Regions from separate parts of the Homo sapiens genome. Here region 2 is linked to region 1. The links are chromatin loops, found by intact Hi-C in ENCODE. Cell type or tissue: PC-3. All regions are shown on one strand. Links, peaks and the distances in the headings refer to the core of each region. The heading gives the core; the rest is flanking DNA.

Evidence for each region. Hi-C counts contacts between places; a loop is a spot of excess contacts. Peaks named below come from ENCODE experiments on the same cell type or tissue, not always from the same donor. Only the 100,000 strongest peaks of a DNase experiment are listed, where the experiment ranks them.
Region 2: a loop joins it to region 1, with 8 times the contacts of the local background. A loop is called at or near these places in 8 of 110 quality-filtered maps.

Annotation. Positions count from the first base shown.
Region 1 is chr17:67,467,964-67,483,368 of GRCh38, reverse strand. All of the region lies in intron 1 of PITPNC1 (phosphatidylinositol transfer protein cytoplasmic 1), which reads right to left. MIR548D2 (microRNA 548d-2) reads left to right here and starts at 11,784; the gene lies at 11,784-11,880. It overlaps MIR548AA2 (microRNA 548aa-2), which reads right to left and starts at 11,880; the gene lies at 11,784-11,880. RefSeq lists an enhancer at 5,457-5,646. In PC-3, for the core only: a CTCF peak has its summit at 7,766 (motif pointing right); DNase peaks (open chromatin) are centred at 5,428, 7,758 and 10,588; H3K27ac peaks cover 3,421 bases.
Region 2 is chr17:67,624,069-67,639,473 of GRCh38, reverse strand. It overlaps PITPNC1 (phosphatidylinositol transfer protein cytoplasmic 1), which reads right to left. Exons shown (of 9, transcript NM_012417.4): 6 at 7,236-7,331. Among named protein-coding and RNA genes, the nearest start is that of NOL11, 86 kb to the left of the region's middle. In PC-3, for the core only: CTCF peaks have their summits at 9,346 (motif pointing right) and 10,602; a DNase peak (open chromatin) is centred at 9,363; H3K27ac peaks cover 424 bases.

The DNA of each region.
Region 1 (15,405 bases), core at 4,622-12,621:
CTGGATACCAGGATTACTTGTACTTTTGGAAGAAGTAAAATGTTTTGTGACATTTTAGGGTAGTATGACCTCCTTTTACAACACAGAGAGGTTTTAGCTGTGAAACTTCCTTATAAAATTGGCTACAAGTTCAAATTCTGCCCCAAATGAGTTTCTGATTAATATGAATCAAGAAATGTCCCTCATGATCTCTGCAGCTCTTCTGCAAACAAAGCATCCAGAAAGGACCTGGGGTTTAAAGATGGCTCTGCCACTCCCAGTTCATCCCAGGCTAAATTCATCACTCCTGCAGATCAGGAGGCTGTGAAAGGAGTTTCTACCAGAAGTTCCTTTTGATGGTAGGAAGCAAGGTGGGTGACTACCAAGCGGCATAATATAGAGAGGCCTACTGTGGTACAGGGCGGCAGGGCAGAGGACTGAGTCAGACCCACGGTTCCTAGTTTTGTCACAAATGAGCTAGGTGACCCCAGCAACTAGCTTGACCTCTCTGCATTGCAGTACCTCATCTGTCAAAGCAGGCAACTGGTTCACCCAATTTTTAAAGTTCTTCCCAGCTGTAGAAATCATTATTCCTAGAATAAGCACAATTTGCAAAACAGCAATTTTCAAATCTGGGCCTTATTTGCAATAATTCTCGCCTTATGGGGCTTCCGAAACCAGATTTTCCTGAAAAGATCACCAAAGCACCAAATGGTTCCTACTGTCTCCCTTGAAACATTTTGTTGCATCTCATGAAATAGCAGGGAAATACCAAATGTGGATTCCATCATGTTTTAAGGGACTACATTCAGGGTAGGTTAAAGAAGAGGTCAAAATCTACCACTTGACTTTGCGAGGCTTTGTGCATAAAACAACATATTTTTGGGTTCTACTAACCTAAACTCCAGAGTTGAAGAATCTGATTCAAGGCAAAAGATTTGCAAAATTTGATCTTATTGTGAAGGAGGTAATGTGTTATATGATTACCATTAATCTATTAAAGACAGAAAAATTTCTATCCAAGGGAGGAAAAAAAACTCTCTATGCTTTTTGGTTTGCCTTCCAAATAAGCCTAGAAATACCCTACTCAAGATAACCATATTAAAAAGCTTTAAAACCATATATTTAAAAAATTATTTAAAAGATAATTTTTACATTATCAAGTCAAGTTTCCTTTAAGTTGTAGCTCTTCCAAGATATTTTATGTTAAAGATCATGTGCATTTCACAAAGAATTACAATAAATGACAGCTAACGGAAGACCAATTAGAGTCTTAAATTACTGTTAGTCAGTCAGTAGGAAAATATGATTCAGTTCCTCTGTGTTGTAAGGGGAGGTCACGCTACCCTAAAATGTCACAAAACACAAATAGTTTTATTTCTTCCAAAAGTACAAGTAATCCTGGTAGCTCAACAAAGCAGAATTGCAAGCCTTTCAATTTATCTAAGCCTTATTCCATGACCCTAGCCAATTTGCTCCTCTGCACTTATCTGAACACTCTCTGGCCTTTTGCATATACTACTTCGAATTGTTATTGGTCCGGTTTCTCAATCAGACTGTAAATCCCTGGAAGGCAGTGTCCACATTTTATACCTTTCCTTTTTTTTTTTTTAAATCTTCAAATTGCTTCAGAGTATACATCTTCTGTATGATTAATTCCAAAAGGAAATGCCCTCTGAAGACATCGAATCAAAACTCAACTTCCTTTTTAAATTTATTTTTATTTTTATTTTACGGGTAATAAATTTAGTAGCAGCTGGGCATGGTAGCTCATGCCTGTAATCCCACTTTGGGAGGCCAAGGTGGGGGAATCGCTTGAGCCCAGGAGTTCAAGACCTACCTGGGCAACAAAGCAAGACCTCATATCTAAAAAAAATTTGAAAATCAATCAATAAATTTAGCAGAGACCGAAAGCTGTCCCAGCAAAATTCCTTTTCTCTTTTCTCCATAGCACAGAGCTATTGCTGGTCACATAAATGCCTGTAAGGATTTTGTTCCCAGCCTGCTTTGCAGCTGGCAGTGGAGTATGGCCATGTGCCTATGTCCCTGCTAAGGGCTGGGAGCAGGAGTGATATGGGCCACTTTTGGACCAGGGCCTTGAGACGGCAAGTTGTGCCTCTTCCATACCCATGTTTCCTTCTCACGACAGCACCCAGACTTGGCTCTTTAGAAGATAACAAGGCAGGCCAGGTCTCGCTCTGTCGCCTAGGCTGGAGGTGCAGTGGCACGATCTCAGCGCACTGCAACCTCCGCCTCCTGGGTTCAAGGGATTCTCCTGCCTCAGCCTCCTAAGTAGCTGGGGTTACAGGCGTGCACCACTGCGCCCAGCTAATTTTTGTATTTTTTGTAGAGATGGGGTTTTGCCATGCTGGCCAGGCTGGTCTCGAACTCCTGATGTCAGGTGCTCCGCCCACCTCAGCCTCCCAAATTGCTGGGATTACAGGCATGAGCCACAGTACCCAGCCTGAGATTTATTTCTTTAAGTCACAATGTTGTTGGATCTCTTGTTACAGCAGCTTAGCCTTCTACCCATGTGTGCTTTGTTCCAAGAAGAGGTATGGCATTCTATGAGAAAGAAAGTCGTATTAACTGAGATTCATAACATAAGCATACTTACAGTGAAAATGATGGCAAAATATGTGAGACAGAAGAAAAGTCATGCTGGATCCTACTACCCCTAAATAACCACTATTAATATTTTGGGGTAGTTCCTTCTAGACTTTTCCCTATGCCTACAAAAAAAAATACATACATGTATTTTCCTACAGAAATAAGCCATATCGGTTTATAGACTCTCTCACTTAATATCATCTTTTATTTAATATGTTGACATTTTTCCAGATCAAAAATACATATATATCATTACAGTGGTGATATAATATTTCACTGCTTGGATCTACCAGAATTTATCTAACCAGTCTTTCATTGTTGGACGTTGAGTTGTCTCCTTGCAAAAATTCTGTCATAAACAGCACTGCAGAGAACATTCTTATACATAAACCTTTACATATCTGTCAAATTATTTTTCTTCTAGGTCTCTATTCTTAACATATCCCTGCAAACAAAGATGTTCCCTCTTTCTGGGCACCTGTATTAAGTCATTCTGTCTGCGAGATATTTACAAGCCTACATTCATTAATTACATTTTTGGATGAATTTCCATTCATGTTTCATCGTTAGACAACCTGGAAACCAACTAAGGTTCCAGCTCTCCAAGTCAGCAACAGGATGGGTCAATGACTCCCTAAGCAGTGGTATCAGGCAGACCCCCGCTCCTAGACAATGCCATCCTGGTTATCAACATGCACAAAAGGGGAAACAGTAGTGAAACTTGTTGCCTGCTGACAAACCTTGATCTACATCTGTGTTGCCAATTACTTGTTCAACAAACCTGTTACTTTTTTGGAAATAATAAATAATTCAGGGAAAGTCATTTTGAATCCGCTGACATCTGTTGCTTGTACAACTCTGAATTATTCATCAGTGAGCATAAACAGTATTAATTAAAGAAAAGTACTGAGGCAGACCATTGAAATAGAAATGAACATTGCAGAAGAAAATGCCTTTACTCAGAGCACATTTCACATGTCATTGACAAATATCACAAAGAACATGCCAGTCCTTAGAACCTAAAGGAACTGTACTTTTAGAAATCAGACGGCAGGATATCATGATAAGCCTTATTTTTATTTTTCCAATTTTATTTTTTTCTTCCCTTCAGAAAAAAAAATCATAATCTTTGATTTGGTCTGTTTCAAGCATTCTACCCGTTTGTCCTTTGTTCCAAGAAGCCGTATGGCATTCTATGAGAAAGAAAGTCTTACTAATTGAGATTCAAAAGAATCACAAGAATAAGTGTCAGGAATCAAGTCATCAAGTGCTCATTTGTAAACTGAGATTTAGACATATTAATGGCAGACTCCCGCCCAAATTAAAGATAGCTCAATCTAGCTAATGATTTATTTCCATGACAACTTTGGCACTTCCTTTTGACAAAGCACTGTCTCATGGTAAAGCGGAAAAGGGAAAAACCTATGGCCTGACTGCCTGTTCCTCATGGGCAGCTGCTGGCTAATCATTTAATTCTCCCCCTTGTCTGTCTCTACTGGACGTGTGTGTGGTAGGCAGAAAGTGTGAACATCAGGAAAGTGTGTTAAAGAGTTAACAAAGCATTGTTGGTAAAGAAAGGCCTCAAAAAGGCAGGGAGGCAGTGGCTCATAACTGTCTGCTCAGGTACTAGAAAACACGGACCTCTCAGGAAAGGTAGGGTTGGGGAGTTGCTGGTTAAATATTGGGGGTGGTTTGGATCGGGAGATTTTCAGAGAAATCTGTTTCTTTGTGAGGCTCTGGTGAATTGCTCAGTAATGATTGCTTGACACCGAGGTAACCTGGCCTGCCCTCTCCACTCTGTGCTGGTACCAACTGCTGAGGTTGCTGTGGGCAACAGAGGAGAACAGAGAGGCTGGAGAAGAAAGAAATATATATATATTAAAAAAAAAAAAAGATTGAAGAAAGTCGCAGGCTCAGTTTGGGGTTCTTTCAAAACCTCTGAATTCAGAGGAGTGAGCATTGGCCAAGTCTTCTTGCTAGTGGCAACTAATGAATGGCTTCTGTGCGTATAATTAGCGCTCCAGTCTCCCCAGGTCAGATCCTCAGAGACCTCCCAACGCTTGCGGAAAAAGAGGGCCACAGAGACCCTTTCTCAGTGACATCCTTTCAAGGGATTTCACCAATGGGGACAAGCCTCCCTTGTTTTTTCAAAGTTTGGTTTGTTGTTGTTTTTCTTTGGGGGAGGAAGGTTGGAAGAGATACAGGAGGTGGCAGAGGGGAGCTTGGAAAAGAGGAGAAATAAAAGGGGAACCAGCTCTAGCCTGTCTCAGAATGGTCTTTCATCAAAGGGGGTTTGTTGTTGAAAACGGCAGAGAAGGGATGAATAAGCAGCCAAGGCTCTTGGTTTCCCGAAAAGAGGTTGAACAGGGACTGCTGTGTCTCTTTTAGGCGCTACCCAAAATGAAAGTACAGATTTAGAAAAGATCAGACTGGCTCTCATATAGCACTGGATTTTAAGAAATGAACTAAAAAAGATCTCTTTTCAAAAGACCACGGACAGCCTTTGCTGGTGAAGAGTGCTGCCCAGATAGGAGCTCCTCAACTGAAACTCAAGTCCAGCAGGGATGAAGCCTGTTTCTAACACCAAAGGCTGCCCAGAGGCCCACACAGCCTTCATTTCATTCCAATATTCCAAATCCAACATCTACTGAGTACCTTCTATTTCAGAAAGGAAGAAAGAGGAAAAGGCACTGCCTCCCAGTTTTCCAATACAAGCAGAGTGTCTGAGCTAGAGGTAATGTAAGAGAATCTTAGGGGCCGAACCAAACAAGTTGAACCTCTCATCCTCGGGGAAGCCAGCAGTGACATGCCATCACTCTCAACAGGAAGGACCCAGAGGCAGCCCACAGGCCTGACTTGGTGACTACATTATGACACACCCAGAAATCAAGGGCTGTGGAACACTCAGCTGGCCATGAGCAAGACTTTTTTTGGGGTGGGGGTAGTTCTGGACTCTCTCATGGCTTCAACCTGGGAGGCACATGGAACCCTCAGGGTAGAGGGAAGCCCAGGGCCCTCGATGGAGGCCACTCACACTAGGCCTTGAGTGCTGTCTGAATGGTAAAAATTAAACAGACCTGATGCGGTGGCTTATGCCTGTAATCTGTAATCCAAGTACTTTGGGGGGCTGAGGTGGAGGATCACTTAAGGCCAGGAGTTCAAGACCAGCCTGGGCAACATAGCAAGACCCTGTCTCTACCAAAAAATAAATAAATAAATAAAAATGAGCTGGGCAGGCTGGACACGGTGGCTCACGTCTGTAATCCCAGCATTTTGGGAGGCCAAGATGGGTGGATCAGCTGAGGTCAGGAGTTCGAGACCAGTTTAACCAACATAGTGAAACCCCATCTCTACTAAAAATACAAAATCAGCTGGTGTAGTGGCATATGCCTGTAATCCCAGCTACTTGGGAGGCTGAGGCAGGAGAATCGCTTGAACCCGGGAGGCAGAGGTTGCAGTGAGTGAAGACTGTGCCATTGCACTCCAGCCTGGGCAATAAGAGTGAAACTCCATCTCAAAAAAAAAAAAAAAAAAAAAAGAGCTGGGTGTGTTGGCACACACCTGTAGTCTCAGGTACTTGGGGGGCTGAGGCAGGAGGGTCCCTTGAGCCCAGAAGGTAGAGGCTGCAGTGTGCTGCGATCATGCCATTGCACTCCAGCCCTGGTGACAGAGACCTGTCTCATAAATAAACAAATAAGACATCCTCCACAGACACCAATGGATAGCACTGTATGTCTGATCTCAAAAGCAACACTCAGAGTTTCCAAACTTCGCCATGCACAGGAATCATCTGAGAACCTTGTTGCAATGCAGGTTCTGATTCAGAGGGTCTGGGGTGGGGCCTGAGACTCTGCATTTCTAACAAGCTCGCAGGTGATGCTGATGCGACTGGTTCATGGACCACACCTGGAGGAGAAGCGCTTCAACCCCAGGCAGCAGGTTAGAATCACAGCCCAGGACCCAGCCCTGGCCCGGCCCCGTTAATCCATATATCTGGCCAGGCACAGTGGCTCACACCTGTAATGCCAGAACTTTGGGAGGTGGAGGTGGGAGTATTGCTTGAGCCCAGGAATTCAAGACCAGCCTGGGCAACATAGTGAGACCCCATCTCTACAAAAAAATAAACAAAAATTAAAAAATAAATCTGTATATCTGAGAGTGAAGCCAACCACTAAGATTTTTTTTTGTTTCCCAGGTGATTCTTATATGCATCCAGAGTTAAGAACCCACTGGCTGAACTAATTCCAGCTCTTGCTATCAAGCAGACATATGGACCTAAGAAATTTAGTCTCTAGGCCGGGCGTGGTGGGTAACACCTTAATCCCAGCACTTTGGGAGGCCAAGGCGGGTGAATTACCTGAGGTCAGGAGTTCAAGACCAGCCTGGCCAACATGGGGAAACCCCGTCTCCACTAAAAATACAAAAATTAGCCGGGCATGGTGGTGCATGCCTGTAATCCCAGCTCCTCAGGAGGCTGAGGCAGGGCAATCACTTGAACCTGGGGGGACAGAGGCTGCAGTGACCCAAGATCGTGCCACTGCACTCCAGCCTGGGTGACAAAGCGAGACTCCATCTCAAAAAAAAAAAAAAAGAAAAGAAAGAAATTTAGTCTCTAGGAATCTGTTTCATCATCAGAAATGTGGGGATGTGTTGGTATAAATGGATTGGTATCAAGACAAATTTAGTCTTTGAAAGCACTTTGGAAGGGGATAGAATATAATAGTTGTTTTGCATCATATTATCATAGCTTCTTTGATTAGAGTGAGGAGTTAATACTGTCCCTCAATATCAAATTCCACAAATAAGGACTGCATGCTAGCTCTATGGGAGACACTGGGGTTTTTTTACGTTAGAGACCGCTCTGTTGCTCTGTTAACTTCCCACAGCCCAATGCCTTAACTGACAGTCGACTGAGAAATGGATTGGAGGTCCCCATGGCATCCCAGCCAGAACCTTGAAAAATCCTCCTAAAATTGTTTCAACTATGGATTCCTGGCACTGAATCCTGATTGTGCTTACTGATGCACAACCTACAAAGCAAACACGCATTCCCTCCCCTTCCAGTCCTCCCTAATCCTGCCAATCCTATCCTCCCAGGTGGTAACAAGGTTCTCTGCTGCCAACTTTCAACTTTCTGTGCAATAAACAAAGCTCCCTCGCAGCAAAGGGCATCAGTTCTGCCAGCCACCAACAGATGGCATCAGCGGCTGTACGAGGTCGTCGCAGCCTCTGCCTTGGCCTTGTTCCTCAATCTGTCGTGTTCGCTATGTTTGAAATGGCAGTGTCTTGTTAAAAACGTAGGGAAGGTGACAGAAAATTAGGCCCCAGTGCAAGCATCTTTGGACAGTCAAATGAGAGTTGTAAAGGAGTAAGAGTCCCAAACACCCCGGGCTGTTTTATGAAACAAACCAATGTTGTACCCAGCTCGGTAGGCGTCACGTTGGATTTAGAACAAATGGGCTTTCAGAAATTAACCTATGAGAAGAGCTGCTGTGTCCCCAACTGTGATAACAATCAAGTTGCTTCCCACGGCCCACACAGAAACCGCGCAGAAAGCAAAACACCCTCCACCGCGAGGAAGGCTAGAACCACGGCAACGCTTTTCAGAACCAAAGACCCTCTGCGAACCAGAACTTCATTTCCTCTTCATTCATCTGTGCTGTGTGCTGAAAGGACCATCCGCTATTCCCAAGAAAGCAGGGCCCTCCCTCATCCATAGCGTCAACGTTGAGTGTTCACACTAGAGCAGCTTAGCTCTTTCTGCAGAAAATTAATAGGTGAATGCCATCATCTTAGTCTTTCAAAGTAATGGTCAAGAATCCCGTGGGCTGGATGCAGTGGCTCATGCCTATAATCCCAACACTTTGGGAGGCTGAGGTAGGAGGACTGCTTGAGCCCAAGAGTTTGAGACCAGCCTGAGCAACACAGTGAGTCCCCCTCTTCAAGAAAAAAAAAAAAGCCGCCGGGCATGGTGGTGTGCACCTGCAGTCCTAGCTTCTCAGGAGGCTGAGGTGGGAGGATTGTTTGAGCCCGGGAGGTCAAGGCTGCAATGAGCTATGGATCATGCCACTGCACTCCAGCCTTGGCAACAGAGGGAGACAAAAAAATAAAAATAAAGAGAAGAAGAATCCTACGGATTGCCAGAATTGTGTGTGTTAATTTTAGATCTGTGGTTCTCAGCATGGGGCGATTTTGCTCCCCAGGGCACATTTGACACTGCCTGGAGACATTTTGGTGGTCACTGCTGGGGAAACAGGAGAGGGCACTAAAGCATCTAGAGGGTAGAGGCCAGGGATGCTGCGACACAGCCTGCAATGCACAAGACGGCTCCCACAACAATGAATTATCTGCTCCAAATGTCGGCAGGGCTGAGGTTGAGAAACGTTACTCTAGAGGCCAGGAATTTTGGCCAAGACAATTAAAATTCCAAAAGTCAACTTCCCATTGTCGTCACAGAAAACATCTTGACGGAGAAGACAAAAGCTAATTAGTTGGAACTCCTTCAAGTTCTCCTTCCTGACATGGAAATCGACCCTCCCAAACTTTCCTCTTACCCATTTGTGGGAACAGGGTGTCCCTTGTTTTTGCCAAGACCCCCACCTCCGGATCTCCTTCTCACTGACCTTCCTAGGAACTTCGCTCCATCCACCGCCCATTCCTCCCCCAGCATCTATGCTCCTCCTCCCCACACCTCCTGCTACCTGGCTCACAGTTAGGTTAACTTAAAGTAGTCCATTTTCCCATCTTAAAAACATCTCTCACCCAGAGAATAAAATAAGTACTTGTGAGTCCACACTGATATAAATAAATGAGAGGATAGATAAACAAATACCTGGAGAAGAAACAAATTTCCCTTACAGAAGAATTCCATGTAATAAAGGCAGAAGGCATGGGAGAATAGAAAATCACCAGGAGAACATTACAGTAATAATAGCTGCAGGCAGGGTCCACTGAGGAATGTTAAGTTCATGGGCAAACTTTAAGGGGAAACAGGATACCTGCATAGGCTCAACACATCCCTCCAAAAACATTTATTAGCCAGGTGAGGTGGCATGCACCTGTAATGCCTGCTACTCTGAAGGCTGAGGCATGAGCATCACTTGAGCTCAGGAGTTCAAGGCCAGCCTGGGAAACATAACAAGACCCCATCTCCAAAAAATATTAAAAAGCACACCAGGGCCGGGGGCGGTGGCTCACACCTGTAATCCCAGCACTTTGGGAGGCTGAGGCGTGCAGATCACGAGGTCGGTGAAACCCCGTCTCTACTAAAAAAATACAAAAAAATTAGCCGGATGTAGTGGCGGGCGCCTGTAGTCCCAGCTACTCGGGAGGCTGAGGCAGGAGAATGGCGTGAACCCAGGAGGTGGAGCTTGCAGTGAGCCGAGATTGTGCCACTGAACTCCAGCCTGGGCGACAGAGCGAGACTCTGTCTCAAAAAAACAAGCAGGCCAGGTAAAGTGGCTCACGCCTATAATCCCAGCACTTAGGAGGCCGAGGTGGGTAGACAGCTTGAGCCCAGGAGTTCAAGACCAGCATGGGCAACATAGTGAGACTCTATCTCTAAAAATAAGAATAACTTTTAAAATAATAAAAATACATTAATTGGCCGGGCACGGTGGCTCACACCTGTATTCCCAGCATTTTGGGAGGCCAAGGCGGGTGGATCACGAGGTCAGGAGATCGCGACCATCCTGGCTAACATGGTGAAACCCCTTCTCTACTAAAAATACAAAAAAATTAGTTGGGCATGGTGGTGCGCACCTGTAGTCCCAGCTACTCAGGAGGCTGAGGCAGGAGAATGGCATGAACCTGAGAGGCAGAGCTTGCAGTGAGCCGAGATCAGGCCACTGCACTCCAGCCTGGGCTACAGAGCAAGACTCCGTCAAAAAAAAAAAAATACCACATTAATTATGGTGCTGGTTTTAGCATATGTCCACAAATTCTTTGAAACCCCTCCCTGTAGGAGGCAGGGCCTAATCTCCCTCCCCTGAGTGACTCACTTCTAATGAATAGACGGTAAGCTTGTCCAACCCGTGGCCCAGGACAGCTTTGAATGTGGCCCAACACAAATTCATAAACTTTCTTAAAACATTATGATATTTATGCACAGACCTTTTTTTTTTTTTTTCTTTTGAGACAGAGTTTCCCTCTGTCACCCAGGCTGGAGTGCAGTGGTGCAATCTCGGCTTACTGCAAACTCCTCCTCCTGGATTCACACCATTCTCCTGCCTCAGCCTCCTGAGTAGCTGGGACTACAGGCGCCCACCACCACGCCCGGCTAATTTTTTCTATTTTTAGTAGAGATGGGGTTTCACTGTGTTAGCCAGGATGGTCTCGATCTCCTGACCTCGTGACCCACCCGCCTCGGCCTCCCAAAGTGTTGGGATTACAGGTGTGAGCCACCGCACCCGGTCCTTTTTTTTTTTTTTTTTTTTTTTTTTTTTTTTAGCTCAACAGCTGTCATAGTGTTAATGATGTATTTTATGTGTTGCCCAAGACAATTCTTCTTCCAATGTGTCCCAGGGCAGCCAAAAGATTGGACACCCCTGGAACAGAGTATGGAAAGGGAAATTAGCAGCTTACGGTGGGTAACTCTGGTAGACAACGCCTTAACCAAGTGATCAAGGTTAACTTCACCAGTGAGCAATCAGGTAGATATCATGTGCCCCCTAATATTATGTGATGAGAAGGCCATTTCACCTCTGGGGTATTCTTTCCCCAAACCCCAACTGCAGTCTAATGATCAGAAAACATCAGACAAATCCAGATTGAGGGACATCCTACAAAATACTTGACCAGCCCACTTCATAAATGTCAAAGTCATAAAAAAACAAGGAGAGACAGAGAAATTGACATAGATTGAAAGTGACTATTATGATATAATAATTAAGTGCAACATTATATCCTGATTAAATCCTGGAACAGAAAAAGGACATTAGTGGAAAAAACTGGTGAAATCTGAAGAAAGTCGGGAGTTTAGTTAATACAACTGTGCCCATGTTAATTTTTGAGTTTTGATAAATGTATCATAATTAGTACGATATTAACATTGGGGGAAGGTGGATGAAGACTACGGGGGGTTCTCTGGATTTGCAACTCTTCTGTAAATCTAAAGTTAACTTTAGGGGGTATATGATGTCAACCTGATTTAGCTAAAGTTAACTTTAGATTTACAGAATAATTGCAAATCCAGAGAGAGGGAAGATTTAGGTTGGTGCAAAAGTAATTGTGGTTTTTGCCATTGAAAGTAATGGCAAAAACCACAGTTTCTTTTGCACCAACCTAATAAAATAAAAAGTTTAAAAGGAAAAAAATCTCTCAAATGAAGACGTAGGTCCACACAAGGACTTGTATGTGAATGTTCATTGCAACTTTACTCAAAATCATCCAAAACTGGAAGTAACCCAAATGTCCATCAACTGGTAAATGAATAAACAGACTGTGGTATATCCATTCAGGGGAATGCTACTATGCAATAAAAAGGAACAAACTATTGATACATCCAATAATATGGATGAATTTCTTTTTTTTTTTTTTTTACATTTTTTTTTTTTACATTTTTTTTTTAATTTATTTTTTTATTGATAATTCTTGGGTGTTTCTCACAGAGGGGGATTTGGCAGGGTCATGGGACAATAGTGGAGGGAAGGTCAGCAGATAAACAAGTGAACAAAGGTCTCTGGTTTTCCTAGGCAGAGGACCCTGCGGCCTTCCGCAGTGTTTGTGTCCCTGATTACTTGAGATTAGGGATTGGTGATGACTCTTAACGAGCATGCTGCCTTCAAGCATCTGTTTAACAAAGCACATCTTGCACCGCCCTTAATCCATTTAACCCTGAGTGGACACAGCACATGTTTCAGAGAGCACAGGGTTGGGGGTAAGGTCACAGATCAACAGGATCCCAAGGCAGAGGAATTTTTCTTAGTGCAGAACAAAATGAAAAGTCTCCCATGTCTACTTCTTTCTACACAGACACGGCAACCATCCGATTTCTCAATCTTTTCCCCACCTTTCCCGCCTTTCTATTCCACAAAGCCGCCATTGTCATCCTGGCCTGTTCTCAATGAGCTGTTGGGTACACCTCCCAGACGGGGTGGTGGCCGGGCAGAGGGGCTCCTCACTTCCCAGTAGGGGCGGCCGGGCAGAGGTGCCCCTCACCTCCCGGACGGGGCGGCTGGCCGGGCAGGGGGGCTGACCCCCCCCACCTCCCTCCCGGACGGGGAATATGGATGAATTTCAAAAACATTGTGTTGAGCAAAAGAAGTGAGACACAAGAGACTACATCTGTATGACTGCATCTATAGGAAACTTTAAGAAAGGCAAGACTTTAGTGCAAAAGCAGATCAGTGCTTGTTAGGAACAGGAGTGGGGAATGTGGGGGGTAGAGAGAAGTAATTGACAGCTAAAAGTCACAAGGGAAGTTCTAGGGGTGATGAAATGTTCTGTATCTTGATGGGGCAGTGGTTACATGACTACAGTGTGTGTATATATATGTTAAAACTCATCAAGCTGTACACTTAAAGTGAGTTCTATTCTATGTTAGCTATATCACAATATGGCCAGGTGTGGTGGCTCATGCCTGTAATCCCAGCATTTTGGGAGGCCAAAGTGGGCAGATCACTCGAGGTCAGGAGCTTGAAAACAGCCTGGCCGACATGGTGAAACCCCATCTCTACTAAAAATACATAAATTAGCCAAGTGTGGTGGTGTGTGCCTATAATCCTGGCTACTTGGGAGGCTGAGGCAGGAGAATCGCTTGAACCCAGGAGGCGGAGGTTACAGTGAGCTGAGATTGCACAACTGCACTCCAGCCTGGATGACAAAACAAGATTCTGTCTCAAAAAAAAATTATATATATACATATACACACACATATATATATTATATATCACAGTAAAGCTGATTTTTAAAAAATCTCTCAGCCCCTGCTATTGCTTTGTTTTTATCCTCCTGAGCCTCTCTATAGCTATGGCACTTGAATTTCCTTCTTCCTCTTGGTGGCTTTTGTTCTGTCTTATTTCCTGATGCCCTTTCTAGGTCCCTAAACATTAGTGCAAAGAGGGCACCAGAGCAGAGGGGAACAATTCTCTCTACACTCAAGTGGAATCTCTGAGCTGAGGGACCCAGAGAGGTGGAGTAGCCAGCAGGGCCCTGATGACCCGCACCTGAACTCCCACGGGTCTGACGGCTGCTGTCACAAGAGCCTGGGGCCGCTGGTCTGAGTGTGCTGGCGATCCAGCCAGGCTCAGGACGCTGAGGAGGAGGTAACCGAGACCAGGCTTCTCCCTTGTCAACAGGCAGACAGATCCCGGGGATCTTGTTAAAACACAGAGGCTGATTCAGCAAGCTGGGCGGGGGCTGCAGATTCTGCATTTCTAATAAGCTACGGAGTGATACGGTGCTGAGGGTTGGAGGCCCACACTCTGAGCTCAAAACGGAGACCACAGGGATATGCAATGTGTGCAGAGAAGGGGGAGGATGGCACAGGCTGCAGCAGTGGGGCGGGTGCTTGGCTACACTTGGAAAGGAAGTTCTCACAGTGTCTACAGCAGGAACCCAGACAGTTTCTGAGCCATCCTGGGGCTACTACAGGGACTGGGAAAATTGCACCAGTTGGGGAACAAAAAGTAAACAATGGTCTTATTACAATTAGTATGGTCTTTATTGCATGTAGGTGACAGGCCCTTAAAGAAGGTTTCATCCAGACATTCTCCCAGATCCCTCTCCATACTCTCTCAAGAAAGTCACCTGGGCCAGGCGCAGTGGCTGACTCCTGTAATTGCAACACTTTGGGAGGCCGAGGCAGGCGAATCACCTGAGGTCAGGAGTTTGAGACCAGCCTGGCCAACATGGCGAAACCTCGTCTCTACTAAAAATACAAAAATTAGCCAGGCGTGGTGGTGGGTGCCTGTGATCCCAGCTACTTGGGAGGCTGAGGCAGGAGAATCGCTTGAACCTGGGAGGTGGAGGCAGGAGAATCGCTTGAACCTGGGAGGCAGAGGTTGCAGTGAGCCGAGATAGTGCCACTGCACTCCAGCCTGGGCAACAGAACAAGACTCCGTCTCAAAAAAAAAAGCGGCCAGGCACGGTGGTTCACACCTGTAATCCCAGCACTTTGGGAGGCTGAGGTGGGCGGATCACGAGGTCAGGAGATCGAGACCCTCCTGGCTAACACGGTGAAACCCCGTCTCTACTAAAACTACAAAAAAATTTAGCTGGGCGTGGTGGTGGGCACCAGTAGTCCCAGCTACTCGGGAGGCTGAGGCAGGAGAATGGCCAGAACCTGGGAGGCAGAGCTTGCAGTGAGCCGAGATCATGCCACTGCACTCCAGCCTGGGCGGCAGAGTGAGACTCCATCTCAAAAAAAAAAAAAAAAAAAGGAAAGAAAGCCACCTGTTCATTCCTGTGGCTTCACCACGGCTTCCCCAAGGGACTCCCAAATCTGTCCCTGATGCTGCTCCTGCACGCCCCCAGTGTTGCTAACAGCTGGTAGCTATCTCCAGCTCCTTAATTGAGCCTGAAACTCACCATGTCTCAAACATGCCTGCTTCCTCCTGTACTATCTTCATCAGCTGGTGGTTGTACTAGACACTTCTACGACTCTAAATAACCCTTCCATAGCATTGCCTGACAACCAAGACCAAGAGATAGTCACCCCTTGTCACACTCTCTAGTTTCTTTTATAATGGTTATCTCAGCTGCAATTAATTAGGGACAGGATTATTTGTGAATATCCATCTCTCTCACAGGACAATAAAAGGGCAGAGGCCCTCTCTGCTCTGTGGTCTGCTTCCCACTCTGCCCCAGCACCAAGCC
Region 2 (15,405 bases), core at 4,384-12,383, 160 kb before region 1:
TTATCACTAGTAAGATGGCCTTTATATCCTCCAAAATAAAGGGGATGAGAAATTGCTTCATCTGTAACAAGATGATCAATTCAAAAGGCAGTAGAAGACAGGACCTTTGAGGGCTGACATAATCTTGTTTTTGTACCCTCAATGCTTAGTGTGGAGCTGGCACTCAGTAGGTGCTTAGTAAATGCTAACTAAAGGAATTCATTAATGAGTCTTGATACCAGTAGGTTTTACTAAGTTTTCTTTCCTTGGATTGGTCCATGTCAGGGTTTATTGATCTTGGCATACTTGACATTTTGGAGCTGGATAATTCTCTGTTGTGGTGCAGTTTGGATTCTTTTCTTTTCTTTTTTAGAGACAGGGTCTCGCTCTGTTTCCCAGGCTGGAGTGCAGTGGCATGATCATGGCTCACTGCAGCCTCAAACGTCTGGGCTCAAGTGATCCTCTCATCTCAGCTTCCTGAGTAGCTAGGACTATAGGCACATGCTACTATGCCCAGAGAATTTATTTTTATTTTTATTTTTTTTTTGTAGAAATAGGGTCTTGCTGTGTGGCTCCGGCTGTTCTTGAAATCCTGGCCTCAAGTGATCCTCCCGCCTCAGCCTCCCCCAAAGTGCTGGGATTACAGGTGTGAGCCACTGCACCTGGCCCATTTTGGATGTTCAGTAGCCTCCCTGACCTCTACCGACTGGATTCATAACATGCCGTATCCACTTTCATCAATCAAAAATGTCTCCAGATATTGCCAGATGGCCCTGAGGGACAAATTTGCCTGTAGTTGAGAACCTCTGGGCTAGAGACTCCTTTGCTTTTCATTACATGAATCAATGAAGATTTAAAAAAGGAAGCACACACACACAAAACCCTCTACTTCTACTTCCTTGACTAGGAAAGACATTCCTTTTTCTTTCCCTTCCTTTGCCCTGGAGGTATGTCTGAAGATTGAGAAGCTGCACGCGCCCTACACATTTGTGTCTAGGGGAGATTGCTGCAGGTGGCAGCCCCCAGGAGGCCAGTATAGATGCCATTTTCTTTGGTCACTCCCCATCTCATGATGGAAGCCAGACCTCAGGAACTACTGCAGTGAATGGAGGAGAAAGTACTGGACTTGAACTTGACTAGAAGCCAATATCAAAGGCCTCTGGGTTAGATCTCTCCCAGCATGGCTTTCAGATTCTCCAGCCTGGGCTAGTCCTGCAGGCTAGAAGTTGAGGTTTGTTCTTGCACCCCAAAACTGCCAACTCAGCCTTGCGGGTATGGCCGCACTGCCTGTGGCCTCTGCAGGCATGCTCCAACTTATCGTGCAGAGTTCCTCATTCCTCCGCTGGGATCTTCACCTTGAAATCTTGGCAGAGCATCAAGGAGCTGGGATGAAAATCTTGGCAGCGGCAAGACACTATGTATCAGCCACATAACCAGTCCAACCTGCTCAGCTTTTGGCTTCACCCCTTTTCCTGCTTTGGTGTTGATGATGGTCATTTTACATGTGACATGGTGCAAACAGCTTTATGACTCTTATGGGCGGGCAGGGTCTCAGTGGTCTGTGTGACTAATGGAGGGGCTCTCTCTGCCTGAAAAAAATCACACTAATTCCTCCCCCACCCCCACCCCACAATACGGCACTGCCCTGCAGAGTCCATTAATGACTATGAGAACAAACTTGAAGCTAAGAGGTTTTTGAGAGCTGAAGTTCAGGCCCTAACAGGAAACAGCAACACAGCAAAAATGAGAATAAGGAAAGCACAGAGCTGGGCTATCAGCTGGTCCTGAATCCCCAAAGCATGCTTCTGAGTCCCCGGTTAGTGGCGATGGCACGAGGGCCATCGGGCAGAGGGCACCCAGTGGAAAACTCCAAGCTCTGGTCACCTTCATGAGAGAGGCAGTCTTGATTGTGTGGCTCAAAGGTTTCCAGGGAGAAATGGAAAAAGAAAGGAAAGTGCTTTCATCCCCTCCTTTGGCCTGGATGGCCGTGTGTGTGTGCAACAGTAGCTGAGTGGAGAGGAGCAACCCAGATAACCCTGGTCTGGGTTCATCAGCATCAAAAAAATCCAGGAACAGATTCGGCCCATCAGCATCCGGCTTCCTCACATAAAGAGCGTTTCTATTTAGGACGCTGACATCGTCAACTTACAAAGATGGATGGGAAGAAAAGGCCCATGGAGCTGGATGCCTCCGATTAAAAAAAAAAAGGAACTCTGATTCACAACTGCTTGCTTAATGGCAACGAATTCATTTTCTTTGATAGCGGTTGCTCTGAAATTGTCACTGCTGGAAGAAAAAAAGCAAAGTCCCTTGCCTTCACTCATTCATTCAGCAACCATTGAGTGAGCGCCTGCTAAGCACTGGTGCTGTGGCAGCGGCTGGGAAAGAGCCAGCTCTTGTCTTCGCAGAGCTCATGCCATAGTGATGAGCTAGCATAACCTAGCATGATCTAGAAGCCACGGACCAGAACTTTGCTGCCTCCAGACCAGCAGTGGTGGGGGCATGCCCAGGAAAACTCAGAAAGGGGGAGTCCTGTGTGAGCTGAACTCTAAAGGAGGGCCAGTGAGGGGTTTCAAGCAAAGAACAAGGTCAGATTTCATTTTAGAAGGAAACTCCTGTGGTGGGGTGGAGGGTGTTAATTATCTACAGTGTGCCAGTTAGACATTTGTTTGGAAATGGTTTGCCTTCTGAATCGGTTGTTCCTCTTATTCCCAGTCCCTGGTGTGTTTACAGTAGACACAACCACCAAAACAGCCCAGGAAACTCACCCCTCTTCCTTTGGGTGGGTTCAGACTGCAGTCTGTATTCTGGCCTGTTGAAGGTGATGGGGCTGGGGTTACGAGGGAGTCGCCCCTGGGGGAATGCTTTTTCTAAGATTTTATTGCAGGCTCCCAGTGGTACCTATAGCCCTTTGTGGTCCGGCTGCCAGGTCCACGGAGGAGGAATTCCACCTGTTCCAGATGCCAGCAGATCCCCTGGGAGGTCACACAATGGATGATGAATGTGCAGGGCTCAGCCCTATGGGGCCCCTTCTCCCGCATCCATTTAGTAACCGTAAGACTCCAGGGCGGGCCAGGGGTGGCCCTGAGCGTCAAAGCTGAATCCAGAGTTCCATCCATCTTCAATCACCTCTTCCTGTAGAACAAGGCTTCCCAGCCTTGGCACTATGGACATTTGGAGCCAGATAATGCTTTTTTTTTTTTTTTTTTTTTTGAAACGGAGTCTCGCACTGTCGCCTGGGCTGGAGTGCAGTAGCGCAATCTCGGCCTCCTGGGTTCAAGTGATTCTCCTGCCTCAGCCTCACGAGTAGATGGAATTACAGGCACCTACCACCATGGCCGGCTAATTTTTTGAATTTTTAGAAGAAACGAGGTTTCACCATGTTGGCCAGGCTGGTCTTGAACTCCTGACCTTGTGATTCACCTGCCTCGGCCTCCCAAAGTGCTGGGATTATAGGCGTGAGCCACCGCGCCCAGCTGGAGCCAGATAATTCTTTGTTGTGAGGGGCTTTCTGTGCTGTAGAGGATTTTAGCAGTATCCCTGGCCTCTACACTCTAGATACCAGTAGCACCTCCTATGTTTTGACAACCAAGAATGTCTATAGGCATTGCCAAGCATCCTCGTGAGGCAATAATCACCCCCAGTTGAGAACTGCTCCAGCGGACAGTTTTCCATTCTCTTCCTACTCGATCTCTTGGCAGCATTCAGCACCTCTGGTCACTCTCCTCCTCTTGAAACTTGCATTCCTTGGTGCATTTCTGTGTTTTCCTCCTAACTTTCTGGCCAATTCTTTTAGACTCCTGATTCTTTTAGATTCAACCTGATCTCCATATGCTGCCATCCTTGAAGGCTCAGACTTGAACCCCTTTCCCATTTATATTTCATGCTTTCTTCCTCTCATCCATCCCCAGGATTTTTAAATCTCCTATTCGCCAAATACTCTCAAATTGGTCTCCCAGATCTCTCACCTAAGCTCCAGACTCATTTCTGTCTGTGTTAGATGCCTCACTGACATCACAAAATCCACTCATCTTTCTCCAACGTATACCTCTCTTCTCACCTTCCCATTTCAGTAAGCAGCACCCCCATCTATCAGTTGCCCAAGCCAGAATCCTTAAGGCCATCCCAATTCCTCCTTCAACCTCATCCCCACATCCAATCCATGAGCAATCCCTGTCAACTCATCTTCAAAATATACCTCCAAACCATCTGCTCCTGTCCATCTCTGCCACCAGCCCTCTAGCGCAAGCCACGACAGAACCTAAGTAACCGACAATATAAATCACAATAGTGACCTTGGTGGTCTCCTGACTCTGTTCTTCTCCAGTCCATTCTCCATCCAGAACAATATTTTAAAAGCATAATTTAGATCCTATGACACCTCAGCTTCATTTATTATTTATTATTATTTTTTTTGAGACCGAGTCTCTGTTGCCCAGGCTGGATTGCAGTGGTGCCATCTCGGCTCACTGTAACCACCGCCTCCTGGGTTCAACCTCAGCCTCCTGAGTCGCTGGGACTTCAAGTGATTCTCCTGCCTCAGTCTTCTGAGTAGCCGGGACTAAAGGCGCATGCCACCATGCCCGGGCAATTTTTATATTTTTAGTAGAGTTGGGGTTTCATTCTGTTGGCCAGGCTGGTCTCAAACTCCTGACCTCAGGTGATCTGCCTGCCTCGGCCTCCCAAAATGCTGGGATTACAGGCGTGAGGCACTGCGCCCGGCCTGAAATGTCATTTTTTCCATAGCATGTCTCCTGATCCTATCCTCTTAAATTCAGTTTCCTTATCACAGTCTCTCCCCGTACCTGCCTTCCTGCACGTGTGACTCTGAACTCCATATGTATCTGTGTGACTATTTCTCTACTGTTCGCCAAATACTCTCTGCGTGGTATTTGTTAGATTGGAAGTGTCCTGAAGGGAGGGACCCTAAGCATCTCTTTGGCTCATTGCTGTTTTTTTTTGAGACAGTTTCTCACTCTGTTGTGATCTCAGCTCATTGCAGCCTCCACTTCCCAGGTTCAAGCGATTCTCATGCGTCAGCCTCCCGAGTAGCTGACCACCCTGCCGGCTAATTTTTGTATTTTTAGTAGAGTTTTTGCCATGTTGATCAGGCTGGTCTCGAACTCCTGAACTCAAGTGAGCCGCCTGCCTTGGCCTCCCAAAGTGCTGGGATTACAGGCGTGAGGCACCATGCCCAGACATCCCCATCTTAACATTGTATGTGACACTCAGTGAGGACTCCATAAATATTTATTGGATGAATAATTACTGGACTCTTTACCACTCATCTCCTTGGCCAAGCTGCATCCAGGGAAGAATACTCTAGGACCCAGGGAAGGAGGTACGGACGTGCCCATGAGTGACCCTGTGAAGCATGAAGGAAAAGCTCCTCGAATGTCTGTGTGAATGAAAGGAAGCTTTCTAGTGGAGGTTCTTTGGGGGCACAGAGCACAGGGAAATGAGTCAGGCACGTTGACTAGAAATGAGACTTGATTTCTTCATTAATATTCTATATTTGTATCAAGACTTCCTACTGAATCAGGAGGGAACTCCCTGAAGTCCAGGCAGAGCCACGCCAAAGCACACTGGGAGGAAAAGCTGAAATTAGTTCAGAGTTTTCTGGCAACCCTGCTTTCCTGGAAGGCCCAGAGCTCCCAAAGAGGCCGGGAGGTCCAGGTAGGACAGCAGCCCGGGGGGGCCCGAGGCGTCACAGGAGTGCTTTGCACAATGCTCTGCGCATCATCAGAGCCCCATTAAGCACTGGCGGACTTGACATGAAACTATAGGATTTCTGTGGAGTGAGACAAGGGGAAGGTCAGTGGCCCTGTTTATTTCCCTCTTCGGCGGGTCCACAGTTACGTAGGGAGCGTTTAACTTTCTTTATCTTAAAATGCATAGGTGTGGTTGGCCACAGAGCATAATGAAAGCTGATGATGTTAAAACGCTCACCCTTTGGGTGGAGATGAGCAACACAGAGTGATCCACATCAGCCTCTCCCCAGCCCTTTCAGGGACAGCAGCTGAACATAAGCGCCTGCAATTAAGCAGCCGAGCATTTGCTAAGATCAGGTAAGACTTTTATACCGAAATGAACCCCAAAATGTGGAGGCAAAAGAAATCTGAACCACGTCGGGAGCCTGGTTTATTTGCGTAACGACAGAATTCATTTTGAATAAGTTTATTTATTGTGTCTCCCATCAGCCTTGATGACTCTGGGAGAAGAGTTTCAAGGTCCACGTGTTACGGCTCAAGGACGAGTCTGGGGCCCTGATTCCAAACATATTGGGATTGGTGGCATGTCGCTAACCAACAAAAATAGCCCTGCATCTGCTGTCATTGCAGGGCTGGGATGTTATTTACAAGTGGGTCACCCAAGTTCCGTCAGCAGCCATTAATAAAATACTAATGGGATATAAATGGTGACTTGCACAAACCGTATAACAAGAAGGTAGAACTAAGGCAAAGGATGGATCCTGGTAGGTTGAAAACCAGACAGAAAGAAGTTCTCTGAAATTTATTCTCAGCCAAGAACAAAGGAGATGTCCTCATTAAGGTGCTTGCTGTTTTGAGAGAAAGGAGCTGTGCTGGAATGAGCTATCAAAGTTTTCAAGGATTGATTCAGATACAAATAAAACACAGGTGGCTCATGCCTGTAATCCCAGTGCTTTGGGAGGCCAAGGTGGGCTGATCATTTGAGATCAGAAGTTGGAGACCAGCCTGGCCAACAGGGTGAAACCCCATCTCTACTAAAAATACAAAAATTAGCCAGGTATGGTGGTGGGCGCCTGTAATCCCACATACTCAGGAGGCTGAGGCAGGAGAATGGCTTGAACCTGGGAGGCAGATGCCACAGTGAGATCACACCACCACACTCCAGCCTGGGCGAGACTCCATCTCAAAAAAAAAAAAGAAAAAAAAAAAAAAAAGAGCGCATGTAATTGGGGAGACTGTTGTTTTTCAGCAAGGCCAGTGTGTTGGATGGTCCAGCCCTATGGATACTGACGTTGCCAAAAATGATGGCAGAGTTGGGAGACAGGAAAACTAAGTGGAGATTGAGTAACAGCCAGGGCCAATGATGGTCCCTGAAGAGTTAGAGACTTAATTTTGAGACTTGCAAAAAGAACCAGCAAGATACGAAAGCAAATTGAATCCACACGACGAGAGATGGCATCCTCCCAAGTTAGGAGGCACTTAAGAAATAGTTGTGGAATGAATGAATGAATGAATCTTCCACATCTCATCCCAACTGTTGCTTACCTCAGATTCTTTGTAGTAGCGCTCTGGAATTTCATCGCAGGCAATATCAATAAAGCAAACTTCTCTCTCCACGTCTTTGGCTTCATTGTCGAAAATCTGAAAAAGCAGAGCAACATATCAAAGGTTAGTGATAGCAGGTGTTACCCTCCAAAGTGCCCGAGGCAGAATAACCCCCACACAGAGCATCTTCACACGTCTCAGGGCCCCCGGCTAGTGCTTTCACCAGCCTCAGAATGCGCAAGAATCATAGAAGGCTTTGATTCATGGCTTTGGTTTTGTCACATCAGAGGCAGGTGTAGCATCAATCACTGCTTGGTGAGAGGTAGAAGAAAAACTGGGCTGTTTTTAGGAGTTCAAGAGTGAGGAAATTAATCTCTTCCAAAAAAAAAAAATCTCTTCCCAAACTGAAGTCTGCTGATTTTTGGCAGTTCACCTGAACAGGAGGAGTAAAGAGGTTGGAAAGGGTCTGGCTAAATTTGAGTCAAAAAGCAGGGATATAGGCCAAGAGTTAGAAAAGTGTGTGTTTTTTAAAATTAAAATTATATATATGTTAAAAATATATATTTTATATATATATATATTTTTTTTTTTTTTTTTTTTTTTGGTTTTTGAGACGGAGTCTCACTCTTTCGCCCAAGCTGGACTGCAGTGGCGCTATCCCGGCTCACTGCAAGCTCCGCCTCTTGGGTTCATGCCATTCTCCTGCCTCAGCCTCCCGAGTAGCTGGGATTACAGGCGCCCACCACCACGCCCGGCTAATTTTTTGTATTTTTAGTAGAGACGGGGTTTCACCGTGTTAGCCAGGATGGTCTCGATCTCCTGACCTCGTGATCCGCCCGCCTCAGCCTCCCAAAGTGCTGGGATTACAGGCGTGAGCCACCGCGCCCGGCCATATATTTTTATATATATTTAGTTTCACAAATAAAACATGCTCATTGCAGAAAATATAGATAAGCAAAAATAAGAAAATAAACCACAATCTCATTATCCAGGGGAAACACACCTGTTTTTCTTGATCATTTAAGGGCACAATTTCCTTTGTACACATAAAGGTAACAAGGTAAAGCTTGGTAAGACACTGAGATGGTTTCCTGCCAATCTGCTCTAGGTTTCACTGGCCCAGAATGCACATCACTTGCAAAATAATAATAATAATAATAATAATAATAATAATAATAATAATAACAACAACAACAACACAGCCGCAATATATAGATATAAATGTCGGCCTGGGCTCAGTGGTTCATGCCTGTAATCGCAGCGCTTTGGGAGGCCGAGGTGGGCAGATCACTTGAGGTCAGGAGTTTGAGACCAGCTTGGCCAATATGGTGAAACCCTGTCTCTACCAAAAATACAAAAATTAGCCGGGCGTGATGCTGCACACCTGTAATCCCAGCTACTTGGGAGGCTGAGGCAGAAGAATCACTTGAACCCAGGAGGCAGAGGTTGCAGTGAGCCGAGATTGCGCCACTGCACTCCAGCCTGAGTGACAGAGTGAGACTGTCTCAAAAAAAAAAAAAAGTCTAAATTTCAGTGGAAAAATTAAGTTCTTCTAGTTCTTCTCACTGTCATTTTTCTGGTCTAAAGGGATAATCATCCTTCTGCAGGATGATAAACAGCTTTCTTTTTTTGAGACGGAGTCTCAAGGCTGGAATGAAGTGGTGGGATCTGAGCTCACTGCAATCTCCGCCTCCTGGGTTCAAGCCATTCTTCTGCCCCAGCCTCCTGAGTAGCTGGGACTACAGGTGCCCACCACCAAGCCCGGCCAATTTTTGTATTTTTAGTAGAGATGGGGGTTTCACCATGGTGGCCAGGCTGGTCTTGAACTCCTGACCTCAAGTGATCCATCCGCCTTGGCCTCCCAAAGTGCTGGGATTACAGGCGTGAGCCACCATGCCCGGCCAACAGATTTAAGTTTGGACAACCACTTCATTCTTAGAGGAAGTCTTAACTGTAGCCACATCCCACTGTTTAGCTCATTCCTGGAGGGAATCAACAGTTAACACTAATTACATCTGACTCTTCGGGAGAGAATGCAATATTTTGGAAGAACAGGGTGGTTGATACCCAAGAACACTGTCCTAACCCAAACTTGGTGCCTATTAACACAGTCTCCCACAAGAGGGCATCTGAAGGGCTCTTTATAGGCTCAACTCATCTCGGTTGGATTCTCAAGTTACTTGAAACGATTAGTCCTTTCTAAATGCTTTCTGAATAATATTTGTGTTGTAATTATCCTCCAAGTCGGCTGGTGGTTCTTCTCTTCTTGCCTATTCTTTTCTAAATATTTGGAGACTGGACTCTTCAGATTTGTCCAAGGAGATTAACTCCCTAGTCTGACCCGAGGTGGCCACTGACTTCTCCAAGTCAGAGAAAGATTGGTTCTTGGATTGGCTCTGATTCTTTCCACTGCTACTTGAAGTCAAGTGCTTCAGGACACTCCTAAAGCATTTGGGAGGGACAAGTGAACTGCCTCGAAATGAAACAGACAGTGGAGAAACAAGTTCAAGTTCAAGTGGAGAAATAAGTTGTGAAATAAAATACTGGGTCTCACACTGTTTGCGAGAGCCAGTCCCCCCCGCTCCTTCTTTCTTTCTGCAAATCTCTTTTAAGTATGAGCTAAGAGAAGAGAGACACATGCCTCATTAAGAAGACACACAGAGGCCAGGCACAGTGGCTCACACCTGTAAGCCCAGCACTTCGGGAGGCTGATGTCGGGCGGGTTGGGGGAGGTGGATTACTTGAGGCTGGGAGTTCAAGACCAGCCTGGCCAACATGATGAGATGGAGAAACCCCGTCCCTACTGGGCATGTTGGCATGTGCCTGTAATCCCAGCTACTTGGGAGCCTGAGGCAGGAGAATCACTTGAACCTGGGAGGTGGACATTGCAGTGAGCCGAGATCGTGCCACTGCACTCCAGCCTGGTCGACAGAGTGAGACTCTGTCTCAAAAACAACAACAACAACAAAAACCACACACACACACACACACACACACACAGAATACCCCAGAGGGAAATGAGCTTCCAGAGAGTAAATTACAAAAGTAGTTAAAAAGGTTTGACATTTATTGGTGGCAAAATCTACAGGACTCAAAGAAAGGGAACTAAGCACGGATGAAGGGGGGGCATGACAGGTTATGTAGCTTTCTCCGATTTAATTCAAACATTTTATTGATCCCTCATTGCACCCATTGCAGTTTTCATAGTATTGCCTTAGCTCCAAAGTCGCCCTTATGCCTCTGCTCTGAGATCATGGACTGGACCCTGTAAGCATTTCTCCTTTACAGTGAGCCTCATCAGTAGGGGGCCCTAAAGGGCCACTGCAAGAGGAAGGGGATTTCTTCAGATTTGGATGTTGTTGGGCTGCAGAGTGTGCCTGTGGGGACTTTCGGTCATGCTCTGCCCCAGCTGCAAGCCTGGAGTGCATAGTTGCTCAGTGACCTTGCAGCCCTAGCCTGGGCCCAGTAACCACTTCACGGTGGCCCTCCTGCTGCAGGCACTGCGTGCTGCAGGCCTTGCACTGGCAGCGTGCCCCGACTCTCTCTCCACACACACCCCTGTCCACCAACCTCCTCTGGCCTGCACCCCAGAGGGCGCTCTGCTGCTCAACCACTGTGAACCAGCCCTGGCTCAGGTCAACCTCGTGAACTTCCCCACCATCCTGCTTCTCCAATGAAGTCTGAACCCCAGCCATGCAGAGAGGCCCCTGCCAAGTTTGTCCTTCCTGGGTATTCTCTCTCAGCCTTAGGGTATCCTTTGGAGTTCCCTTTACATCCTTATAGTTGCTCCCATCAGAGATCAATAATTCCTTCTATTACATTTCTCCTATTCAAATTACTGCATGGTTTCTATCTCCTGATTGGGCCCTGACTGATACACCCATTGCATACAAAGTGCTGCCCTGGGCTTGAGGGACTACAAAGATAGCCCTTGAGAGGTTACCATCTAGTAGGAGAGACAGACTGGGGAGCTATCACCAAAAATACAAGGCAGAATGGAGTATGTGCTGCAAAAGAAAGAAAAGAATAGGCTGTCAGCTGGCCGCAGTGGCTTACACCTGTAATCCCAGCACTTAGGGAGGCCAAGGCGGGTGGATGGCTTGAGGTCAGGAGTTCGAGACCAGCTTGGTCCACATGGTGAAACCCCAGCCGGGTGTGGTGGCACATGCCTGTGAACCCTGGTACTCAGGAGACTGAGGCATGAGAATCGCTTGAACTCGGGAGGCAGAGATTGCAGTGAGCCGAGATTGTGCCACTGCACTCCAGCCTGGGCGACACAGTGAGACGCCATCTCAAAAAAAAAAAAAACAAAAAAGAAGAAGAAGAAAAAGAAAAGAATAGGCTGTAAAACTAGGGAAGGGAACTATTAATGTTGCTTTAAGAACATTATGCCCATATTAATATTATTCCTGCTTTTCAGATGAGAAAACCAAGGCTGAAAGAAGTAAAGAGGCTTGCTCAAAGTCACATGGCCAGTCAGCAGAGAAGCTCAGACTGGAGGGCAAGTCTGTAGGCTTCACCAGGTCCTTCCATGATTAAAACAAACAAACAAAAACAAAACCGCCTCTTAGCATCCAACCGCTAAGATAAACATCAATCAAAACTGCTACCTGCATCTTTCTAGAAAGAAAAATTCAGAATCTGAGTCTCCTGCTACTTAAAAAGTGTGTGTCCTGAGAAACTGTCACTGAGAACCTCCCAGCAACATGGGAGTCTTCTGTTCCTCTGTTGAATAGCTAAGGCTGCAGTAGAAGCCACCAAGGCATCCTTTAGTCCAACCACTGGTCTCCTTCATTAACAGCGTGCCTAATTCTCATGCCAAAGTCCATGGAATAGCAAGCACGAGGAAGCTCCTTTACTTGAACTTTGTAGTAAATATTTCAGGGTGGGGTACCCACCATCTGAACAAATCACAAAAAATCACATTGAGGAACCCAACATCCTCTTCAGGCTTGAGATGATGAGTTTTAATTTCTTTTCTTTTTGAGATGAAGTCTCACTCTTGTCCCCCGGGCTGGAGTGCGATGGCACGATCTCGGCTCACTGCAACCTCTGCCACCTGGGTTCAAGCGATTCTCCTGCCTCAGCCCCCTGAGTAGCTGGGATTACAGGCGCCTGTCACCACGCCCGGCTAATTTTTGTATTTTTAGTAGAGATGGGGTTTTACCACCATATTGGCCAGGGTGGTCTAGAACTCAGATGGTCCACCCATCTTGGCCTCCCAAAGTGCTGGGATTACAGGCGAGTTTTAATTTCTAATAAATAATGAATCTCCCAGTGATTAGAGCTTAAGAGATGTTCATAGGTGCTCAATAAGTGCCTGGAGAACTAACAGAAGGCATTAGCATCTACTTTCCAAAGAGGACTCTATGGCAGGAATATTGCTTACTCATTGATCTTAGGTTTTTTTTTTTTTTTTCATGAGTCTGAGATCCTGTTTCCTTGGTTGTAAGCACCCTAATTTCCCACAATTGCTGCCACAGGGCTCAGTGCAGGGTGACAGCCTCCTACTATGGGCTGATGGGTCCTACATTGGCAATCAGGAGAGCTGAGTTTAAATTCAGTTATCTGGCCGGGCATGGTGGCTCACACCTGTAATCCCAGTACTTTGAGAGGCCAGGTGGGCAGATCACCTGAGGTCAGAAGTTTAAGACCAGCCTGGCCAACATGGTGAAACCCCATCTCTACTAAAAATACAAAAATTAGCTGGGTGTGGTGGCATGTGCCTGTAATCCCAGCTACTAGGGAGGCTGAGGCAGGAGAATTGCTTGAACCCAGGAGGTGGAGGCTGCAGTGAGCTGAGATACACCACTGCACTCCAGCCTGTGCGACAGGGCAAGACTTTGTCTCAAATAAATAAGTAAATTCAGTAAATTTTCTGTGTAACCTTGGGCTAATTCCTGCATGTTCTTTGGGCCTCCATGTCCTTGTTTGTAAATTAAAATCTTAGTCTAACTGGGAACAGCGGCTCATCCCTGTAATCCCAGCACTTTGGGAGGTCAAAGTGCAAGGATGGCTTAAGCCCAGGAGTTTGAGACCAGCCTGGGCAACATAGCAAGACCCTGTCTCTATAAAAATTACAAAAATTAGTTGGGCGTGGTGATGTGCACCTGTTGTCCCAGCTACTCAGGAGGCTGAGGCATGAGAATCTCTTGAGCCGAGAGGCAGAGGTTGCAGTGAGCCAAGATCACGCCACTACACTTCATCCTGGGCAACAGAGTGAGATCCTGTCTCAAAAAAAACCAAAACCAAAAAAAAAAACAACAAACAAACCACAACTTAGTCTAGATGAATGGGTTTCAGGGATTCTGGGAGACATCCTGAAATTTGAGAAGGCGTATTTTTCTGGAAAGAGAGTTCGACCACTTTCATCTGATCATCAGAGATCTGTGGCCCTAAGGAGACTGAGATCAAGTGACCCAGGTGACCATTAACATTCCTTTCAGTTAAAAAGCCTGTGGTGTTAAGAGTGGCCTCTGCGTCCTGTTAGTCTCCTCTGTCTTGCTCCTTGGCTTGTTCCTTCTCTGTCCTATCATCCCACAGTCAGCCAACTTGGGTGGTACATAGAGGGGCTGCCACGGAGCAGTGGGAAGTGGCAGCGGTCCTGATGTGGTGTAATTGGAGAGCAGGGACAAGGTGAAATGTTCTTATCGTCACACTCAGTTCAGGGCAGGAGCCAGAATTAAGCCAACACCATTAAAAACAAGCAGTGGCTTCACCGGGCCCCAAAGGAAAACACTCAGCCACAGCAATGATTCATTTGGGCTCCCCGGTGGTGGCAGGTGCAGCTGCCAGAGCTCTGGTACAACTCCCGGCTCTTGGAGGTGGAGGAAGAGATCTGCTGAGGTCACGTTAGGATGCGAATGCCTTTTGTTGTTGCATCAAGCCAAAGCTTTACAGGGGGGCACCTGACACTGGAGTGCTGTGAACTTCATGGTCTCGTTTGCTCCTTGGGCTGAATTTGTCTCCTGAGATGGGACCTGGGTGTGGGAGGTCACGGAGGCACTTTTCCTATATCACCTGTAATAATGTTCCTGTCTTTGGCTATTTATCAGAGACAGGGAGAAGGAAAAGTGTTTATCCTCTTTCCCTTCTACTTTCTACCCACAAATCATCTGCAGTGGATTTTGGTGTCAATCTGGTTGACTCCCGTGGCCACCCCCGCCATACACACACTAGAGAGTGAATAACTGCTCAGTAGGAAAAATTCCTTTAAATATGAACCTAGAAATGCTACATGGGGAAGGCAAATCTGAATAATTACCATGTTATAGATTCCAAAATTAAAAGGGAGTAATTTTCTCTTTTTTGTAAAGTATTAAGAATAATAAGTATCAAGTGTCTTACAAATCTTGATATACTTTGACCTAGTAAGCTTACATTTTGAGAATTTATCTTAAGAAAAGAATCTTGGTGGCCAGGCATGGTGGCTCACACCTGTAATCCCAGCACTTTTGGAAGGCCAAGACAGGTGGATCAGTTGAGGTCAGGAGTTTGAGACCAGCCTAGGCAACATGGCAAAACCCAGTCTCTATTAAAAAATACAAAAATCAGCTGGGCATATTGGCGGGTGCCTGTAGTCCAGCTACTCAAGAGCTGAGGCAGGAGAATCACTTAAATCCAGAAGGCAGAGGTTGCACTGAGCCAAGATTGCATGACAGAGCAAGACTCGGTATAAATAAAAAACAAAACAAAACAAAACAAACAAAAAAACAAAACAGAAAGAAAGAAAAGAATCTTGGCAAGGCACAGTGGCTCACACCCGTAATCCCAGCACTTTGTGAGGATGGCTTAAGCCCAGGAGTTTGAGACTAGCCTGGACAACATAGTGATACCTTGTCTCCACAAATAATTTAAAAATGAGCTGGGTGTGGTGGCATGGATCTGTGGTCTCAGCTACTCAGGAGGCTGAGGTGGGAGGACTGCTTGAGCCTAGGCAGTGGAGGCTGCAATGAGCCGTGAGTGTGCCACTGCATTCCAGCCTGGGTGACAGAGTGAAACCCTGAGGAAAAAAAAAAAAAAAAGAAAAGAAAGAAAGAAAAAGAAAATAATCTTAAAGGAAAAGACTTACGCACAAATATTTTTATTGCAACATTATTATAATGTCAAGAAAAATAAGATTGAAAAAGGAAGAAAACAGTTTAAATATCCTACTATGGGAGAATTGCCA